Linked DNA regions of Homo sapiens: region 1 is linked to region 2. A link is a loop called in an ENCODE intact Hi-C map of the cell type or tissue named here. Cell type or tissue: heart right ventricle. All regions are shown on one strand. Each heading gives the region's core, and the rest is flanking DNA. Links, peaks and the distances in the headings are about the cores only.

The links. Peaks named below come from ENCODE experiments on the same cell type or tissue, not always from the same donor. Only the 100,000 strongest peaks of a DNase experiment are listed, where the experiment ranks them.
Region 1: a loop joins it to region 2, with 2.8 times the contacts of the local background. A loop is called at or near these places in 2 of 110 quality-filtered maps.

The regions. Positions count from the first base shown.
Region 1 is chr9:8,658,090-8,662,492 of GRCh38, forward strand. The region is part of intron 12 of PTPRD (protein tyrosine phosphatase receptor type D); the gene reads right to left. Among named protein-coding and RNA genes, the nearest start is that of PTPRD-AS1, 200 kb to the right of the region's middle. In heart right ventricle, for the core only: no CTCF peak of the experiment used is centred there; a DNase peak (open chromatin) is centred at 2,502.
Region 2 is chr9:8,822,849-8,827,251 of GRCh38, forward strand. The region is part of intron 11 of PTPRD (protein tyrosine phosphatase receptor type D); the gene reads right to left. Among named protein-coding and RNA genes, the nearest start is that of PTPRD-AS1, 33 kb to the right of the region's middle. In heart right ventricle, for the core only: no CTCF peak of the experiment used is centred there; no DNase peak of the experiment used is centred there.

The DNA of each region.
Region 1 (4,403 bases), core at 163-4,162, 160 kb before region 2:
TAATGCAGAAAATGTAGAAGTTAAACTGATTCTTTTCAGCTTATTTGGACCCTAACATGTTGCCTAATTACAATAGCAGTGAACACCCACAGATAACATGTATAACAGATTTTATGGGAATTAAAGGAGCTCTATAAAGGACTGATGTTTTCTTAAGCCTATTATTATGGAAGTTTATATGTAAATAGCAATTTAATTTTTAAAATCCTTACTACTAGTTGCAATAAATGTTCAATATTTGGTAAATTAACAAGTGCTATATGAGAACCACTGTGAGTCCCTCTCAGAACTCACATTGTGTCCTATTAAATTGTTCTGACCTTTCCCATTAAGGCAATTTTTCCCACAAAGGACATATTGAGAGCTTCAATGAGCAGTTTTTAATAAGTTAACTATCAAGAAAGATATTTTTCTATTAGTACCAGTAGCCAATATGTCTATTTTTAAAAAATGATTTCAGTATTTCCTCCAAGAGGACTAGATTCTCTCATACGTATCCTCAGAGATCCACAAAATAATATGAATTTGGCCCCATAATTAGTTTTGCAATTTTGTGCAGCATCTAGATAAAAGCACATTTGGAAAAAAAAAAAAAAAAAGGTGAAGACAAGTCAGAAATTCTCCTTTTTTTGTCCTTTTTTTGTATCTAGATGGAAACACTACCCTAGCTACAAAGGATGAGGCGGTATCTATTTCTACCATTGTAGAGTATTTCCTTCAAGAAGGCTGGAATACTACATTTCCTTGATACGGAATCCCTGATATATAAAATGACCAACATAAATAAATACAATTGCAATGGATATCTAGACAATTAACTAAAATGCTAATGAGGCTCCAAAATCCAGCTTTAGTGCCAATTTTTACATAGCATCTCCTCTAATCGTTCATGATTATATTTTTGCCGCAGGCCCTTTGCTTCCTTCATCCTTAGGAAGCCTTGAACTTATTCTCATCCTTCAACAATGTCAAAAGAAGTAACTGGAAAAAAAAAAAGTGACAAAATCAAGAAGGACACTGTGCCATTCCTTTGAAGCAGAACATTTCTGAATGAGAGGGGCATGATAATTATGCCTCTCAGATGCATATCCACATTTTTGCTAGCCATGGTCCTTGAGGATTTGGAGACATTTTTAAAATGAATTTCTTCAAGTGAATGCTGAGACACTTTGGCTGCAAGAATCTCAGGAGACTGTGTTGGCCAGATGGTGGCTACCATGCCAGAGAAGTCACAAAATGTTCCAGCTGAAAACTGATTTAAGACAAGGCAACAATTCCATATTTTATGAGCCAAAATATTACACTATCCCATCAAGAGTCCTCCAGATTCCAACCTGTTGTTATCACCATGACCATCAGTATTTTCAAATACTACTACTAAATAAAAACCAGTCAAGAGGAAAGGTTTCTAACCCTCTCCATCCAGGAATATATCTTTGAAGGTTTCTATCACTTCTAACTTATTTTACACCATGTTCTGAAGTAACAAGCTATCTAAAGTTTAAATACCAGTAGAGTGGATTCCCATCTGTGGGGTCTTGGACCAAGAAGAGGGTACAGAAGTAATTGATTGGGGCAAATAGAAAAGGAAGGAAATCCTTAAAGCAAATATGGGGCTGTTCACAGCCATTTCATCATTTTACAGGGATCTGTTTGAGAATAAAGAAGGATTCCAAATTTAAAAATTTTCTACCTATGGTTTTAGATGTCACTACAATTAATATCAACGTTCTCTAAATTATTAGAATCATTCCTCTTCAATGATGATATTTGATCTAGAGAAAGAATATTATCATGGCAGTGTAAAGGAATTATTCACCAATGAAGAATAAATGTAGAGAGAGAGAGAGAGACTGGTTCAAAAGATAATGCAATATCATACCTATTATAAGAAAAAGAATTGTTCAAAACAACTTCATCCAAATTGGTGGAGACACCCTCTGTTCCTCAGGTACAAAAATGTGTAACATAGTCATTACCACTTCCTAATGAATTGCAAATGTGTTTTTCAGAAATTATTTTCCCAAAAAGCAAACATACCCACCTCAGTTTCCCCAAATATTAACCACATTTGGTTGAAATCTTTCTGAAATATAGCATGTACATGCTCTTGTCTTACACAGGCACATATCCTATAGAAGAATCAATAATCTAAGCTAAGCAATAATAGCCATACACGTAACAGGGATTTATTTTTTACCATCACAAATATTTAAAGGTTATAGGACTTGCATGTATTATTTGTTTTCCTTTTCCGCTTTTGATTCTGTGTGGCTCCGTTCGTAACAGTGCTTTGAGGGTTAAGCCCACTGGTGGCAGATGACTGGGTCAGATGCATTCAAAAAGATAACACTTATCCAAATTAGTTGGAGTCATAAAAAACACTGTTTCTCACATTCCTGTCTCCTATTACTGAGTCTGCTTTATTGGTTACTGATCTTTGGCTCCCATTTTCAGTTATGCCTCCAGGATCCTCCCCAGCTGGCTCCCAGCCCCTCAGTGAACTTCTCCTTTTGACCCTGGCAGACTGCCATGATTCCACCTCTGAAACCACAAACTAAACTGGACTTGTTCTTTCTTCTGCAATGACTTCACATACTCTGCATTTGGTCCTGCTAAGCCCTATATTGTATCAGGCAGAGCAATCAAAAAGCAAACCTCAAAGAAGTAAGGTTTTATATACAAGGACTCTTGACTTTCCACTTACTCTTTACCTTTTTAAATTTCATTCCTTCCATCAACTTACAGGACCTTCCACAACCTGACAGTTGTCCTGGATAGCAGTAACAGTGAGCAATATGACTCCCTAAAAACTAACCTTCATATGGCATCTCAGACCTCAGAAAATCACATGAGATTTATCATTTAACTGAGACACACACACACACAAACACTTGCACTCACTCTGGCTATGAAAGAGCTTGTATCATTTCCCTTTTGCAGATGATGAATCTGAGGCTTATTGTTCTCAAAATCAGACATTTTTCTGGTTATAGAACAGTCCCAAGTTCAGATATTGTATCTATAAATACCCTGCTCTTTTTCATATGCCAGACCCTTACAAGCTGAAGAGACAAAAATGCTCTGGACATAAAGATCTACCTGGCCTGAGGACACTAAAAAGAATCAAACCTTATTATAATGGTCAGAGAAAATCCTAAAGGAGAAATCGCCTCTTCATCATGGTCAATACACAGTTCAGCCCAGGAATATGATTCACTGTTCTAAATTGCATTGTCAAGTATTCAAAATCAGTCTCTTATTTCTCATTACCAATTATAGCAGAAGGTTGTATTTATAGTGGGGGCATTTCCACATCTAGTATCAAGGCAGTACTATGCCTGACATATAGAAAAAATGACTTTGTATTCCAAAGGGAAATTTTAATGTCTAGGAACAATAAAAGTGTTAGAATATAAAATGTTTACAAAGAAATAAAAAGTTCACTTTAAAAGTTTAACACAGGTAAGAATAGCTGTAATTTTACAACACTTGTTCCTTTTCACTAACGTTTAAAAATTTTGTGCATGAAAGCAGAAAACAAAAAATTGCAATACCATCAGCAATTATATTCTACTATTACTCTGCCATATGCTGAGAAAAGCAAGATAAGAATGTTGATTTATACTTTCACAGTTATTTCTGTGTTTGTGTTTTATTTCTCCAACCATTGACACTTATTGAGTGCTTGTGACCTATGCAGTTATAGTAAAGTAAAAATGAAAAATCTCCTCCTGGTTAATTCTAAAACTTCATAGCATTTTGTACATTTCACTAAATATTGAAAGGGACAGCTAATTAAGTATTTGGTCTACAACACGGATCTATTTATTTATTTATTTACCCATTCATTCATTCATTCACTCATTCATTCTACAGGTAAAGCCTTGCTACGTTGCCCAGGCTGGTCTTAAACCTCCGGGTTCAAGTGATCTTCTACCCTCAGCCTCCTGAGTGGCTGGGACTCCATATGCATACCACCAGAGCCAACTTTTTTTTGTTTTGTTTTTCATAGAGCTTTTCAAAACCTACAGAAGAACAATAACTTATGAGGATTTGATGTATTTTACATAAGTGAGAGACAACCAAGTCACAACTGCATGTTTAATTACATAAATGTATATGAAGAGCACCGAGGTTCAAACTCTCAAAAGGAAGATCAAAATCGGTCCCTACATTTGTTACTGGGGAAACGGGGTCACTGCTATGTTGGAAAACAAACAAACAAACAAACAAACAAACAAAGGTCAGACTCCAAGAACAGGATGACAAGAGAATGCTTGAGGAAGAACACCAATCTTGGGATCAAGAGACAAGGAAGCATCTCTGCTGCTGGTTATGTTCATGGTATGGTCTGGGTACAACAGGGAAGAGATGACATACAACTATAGTCTATCTGTAGC
Region 2 (4,403 bases), core at 138-4,137:
ACTTAAGCTACGGCAATTTAACAGGTTAGAAAGCAGAAAGGATTAACAGATTTCCATTCCTCCAAACTAAGCCCAGTGTTCACACAGCCCACACTGGAATCTTTCGAAAATAACATTTCTGGTCAAGTCAGTCCTCGGTATGAAATCTTCCAATGCTTTCCCATCTACAGCTGAAGAAAGTACAGAGGATCTAGTAAGACATTTAATACTCAGGGTTCTGTTTCCATTTTACTCAACAGCCCACACCCCACAGCCTCTTCTTGAAGCCCTCTTCTCTCCCGGTATTCTACTCTACTTTAATATCCTAGTTTTCTTCTTACCACTTGGGCCTGTTCTTTCTCAGGCTCCTTAGAAGTTTCACCCCCTTTGCCTGACCTCTAAATGTTCAGTGTTCCACTGAACCCCTTCTTAAAATTCCTGGATGATTTCATCCCTTCCCACAAAGCTTTAATTGCCATCTTTGGTTTCAATGATTCACAAACTTTTAACTCAACAGCAATTGTACCTTTGAACTACAGAATCATGTAATACATAGCCCTTCCCCACCTTGCATGCTTCATGGAAACCTTAAACCAATAGTTTCCAAGCTGATTTCCTTATCCGCCAGCAAGTTTATATGCCAGCCTTCCCCATCTCAAGAAATCACACCTTAGCTGGGTGTGGTGGTGGCGCGTGCCTGTAAGTCCCAGCAGCTCGAGAGGCTAAGGCGGGAAGATCACCTGGGCCAGGGAGGTCGAGACTGCAGTGAGCTGTGATCACACCACTGCACTCCAGCCTGGGGAAACAGAGTGAGACCCTGTTTCAAAAAAGGGAAGGGAAAGGGAAAAGGAAAGGGAAAGGAAAGGGAAAGGAAAGGAAAGGCGGAAGGAAGGAAACCATTTTGTTACAGGAAAGGAGTCTTGATCCAGACCCTAAGGGAGGGTTATTGGATTTTGCGCGAGAAAAGATTAACGGTGAGTTTGCAGTGCAAAGTGAAAGCAAGTTCATTAAAAAAGTAAAAGAATAAAAGAATGGCTACTTTATAGACAGAGTAGTCCCAAGGGCTGCTGGTTGCCCATTTTTATGGTTATTTCTTGATGATATGCTAAACAAGGGGTGGATTATTCATGTCTTCCCTTTTTAGATTGTATAGGGTAACTTCCTGATGTTGCCATGGCATTTGTAAACTGTCATGGTGCTGGTGGGAGTGTAGCAGTGAAGACAACCAGAGGTCACTCTTGTCGCCACTTTGGTGTTGGTGGGTTTTGGCTGGCTCCTTTACTGTTACCTTTTATTAGCAAGGTTTTCATGGCCTGTATTTTGTGCTGACCTTTTATCTTATCCTGTGACTTAGAATGCCTTAATCGTCTGGGAATGCAGCCCAGTGGGTCCTAGCCTCATTTTACCCAGCTTTTATTTAAGATGGAGTTGCTGTGGTTAGCACACCTTTGACATTTCCCCTCTCCCTTTTATAAGAGAACCTTTGATCCTAAGGGTTGCCCAGGGACAAAGATCTATTTTTTGTAACTTTTTTAGGCCAAATAGGGGCGATGATATTTTGGCCTAACTATGGGGGTCTCTTGCATTCACGGTAGAGAAGAGCTTCGTTAGAAAGTGTTAGTATGGTAAGGTTTATTTATAACTTTTGAGTTTTGACAAAAGGTGGTATCTGTAAGATTAGTTAACTGTTTAATAAAACATTCAGTAAGCTTGTTTTGTATTCTTATACAAAGAGTATAACAGTAATATATTTCACAAGAGTAAAGCAAAATAAGTTATTTTAAGTAAACTAAATTAGAAGGCTTTTTATGAACTGGGCAACTGTTGGAACTAAGCTGATACCGGGTTGTCAGCTGATTGTAATGTGCCCAGAATTAGAATACTGATCCAGATTTTTACATTACTTATTCCTTTTGGTTTTTTTTGAGCAGCAGTTAGAGATCACTGGTTGGTTCACAGGAATAAGCAGGGTTTGCTGAAATTGCAGAAATAAGCTTAGAAACAACTAATGAGACTAGAATTTAATAACAAGTATAGTATAGTTCTTGAAACGTAGTATTTTTCCCAGTTTTCCATTTTCACTAAAGATAAATTATGGTAAGACTGATTTGCTTTATTATACTTGGCCTGATTATTTGTATAAAGTGCAGTAAGAATAATTATTTTTTACATAGGCTTTTTAAAAATTGGCTTTGATGGAACTTTGTTTCATAGAAGGAATTTTAGATAAGACTTTTTTAAAGCTGAGCCCTGCCATGAGTTTGTACCTTTAAATATTTATGAGTTGGGTAAATTTCTTTCTTTTTGAGGTCCCAAGATAACTTGTGGTTTCTGGACCTGTTAGAAAGTGATATTTTTTATTTGGCACAGGTTAGAAACCCTGTATAGGGACTGTTTTAGGCAAGGTATGTGGCCAGTTTTCTAAAGGGTTTTTATTGGCTTTACAAGTTAAGTTTGATAACTTAAAGGAAAGTACACCATTTTAGTTAAAGCCTTGGTAAAATAACCAATTTTTAAAATTGTGTCCTGTGACAAAAGAAAACAGATGTTTATTGCACTCATGTAAATAACTATATTGTCATAAGAATGCTTACAACTAGTTTTTAAAATTCTGAAAAAATGAGGTAGAGAGAAATAAATATGCTCTAAATTTTTTTATAGGAGTACACTTAACTGTTAAAAGCTGTAATAGCTTAAAAGAAAAGGTTCCTTGACTTTGAAAAATAAAAGATTAGCAACGTTTTAAGCAAAGTTTAAAAGAGAGGGTTCTTGGATTTTGGCAAGAAAGAATTCATGGTGAGTTCGCAGTGTAAAGTGAAAGTAAGTTTATTAAGAAAGTAAAGAAATAAAAGAATGGCTACTTTATAGACAGAGCAGCCATGAGGGCTGCTGGTTGCCCATTGTTATGGTTATTTCTTGAAGAAATGCTAAACAAGGGGTGGATTATTCATGCCTCCCCTTTCTAGACCATATAGAGTAACTTCCGACATTCCCATGGCATTTGCAAACTGTCATGGCGCCAGTGAGAGTGTAGCAGCAAGGATGAGCAGATGCCACAATTGTTGCCATTTTGGTGTTGGTGGGTTTTGGCCAGCTCCTACTGTAACCTGTTTTATCAACAAGGATTTTATGGCCTGTATTTTGTACTGACCTTTTATCTTATCCTGTGACTTAGAATGCCTTGTCTGGGAAGGCAGCACAGTAGATCTTAGCCTCATTTTACCCAGCTTTTAAGATGGAGTTGCTCTGGTTCACAGGCCTCTGACAATTCACAGATAAAGGCCTGTATCTGTCCTCAATTTCTTCCCAATCTTCCTCCTCCTCCACACCCTTAACTCAATCAGTTGGAAATCCTGTAGTCATTGCCACCACCATCTCTCATCCAGACTACCTATAATAGCTTCCTAAATGGCCTTCCTATTTCTACTCTTGTTACCTCCCAATCTATTCCTTACAAAGCATCCAGAATAATTTATATATTTTTTAAATCCATTGTTTCACCCCTCAGCCTACAATCCCTCCCATGGTCTCCTATTGTGCCTTAAATGAAATCCAATCTCATTACCAAAGCCCTGAGCCATCAGACCTCCTGACCATTTTTCTCCAATCTTAATCACTTTTGACTCACCCAGTCCACCACCCTCCAGCCCTGCTGGCCTCCCTTCCGTTCACCACACAGTTATTTCCTGCCTTTTATCCTTCATACGTGCTGATACCAGCTACCCATATCCAACTGATTCCTTCTCATCCTTCAGGTCTTTACTTAAATGTACAAGACCAAGATTCCAAGACTGCAGGCACCATCTTTTTTTTTTTTTCTATATAGTGCTTATCCAATTTGCAATTGTGTATTCATCCATTATTTTACTCTCCTGCTGGACGGTAAGCCCCTTAATGGCAAGCATAGTATCTCTTCTGATCACCAGTAAATGCCCAGTGTTTAGCATGATGCCTGACAAACAGAAGAAATTCTACAAATATTAAAATTTAGAGCCTTGCGTGGTCTGGTCTCTGACAACTTCTCCCAACTCTCTAACCCCACACACTGGTTCTCATCATATCTTTAAAAAAGCTTATGGGATACCCAATGAGCACGATTCCTTGACACATGTTTCTCCTTCTGCCTGGGATGCTCTTTCTCCCCTTGTTTAAACTGGCAGATTTCTTCTCACTCTTTCAGTCAAACTCTAGTGTCTTTCTACCCCTACACACACACATATAACACACACACACACTACACACACCCTCATGGTTCAGAGTAGACTTGATTAATTCCTCTTCTCTAGGCTCACTACACTTCTGATAAAATATTATCATACTAAATTGCTAAAAAATCTGTCCTCCTATCAATCTCCTTTAATAGACTAACTAAGCTCACTGAGGGTAAGGACAACTTCTAATTCATATTTCAGTCCCCCAAACCT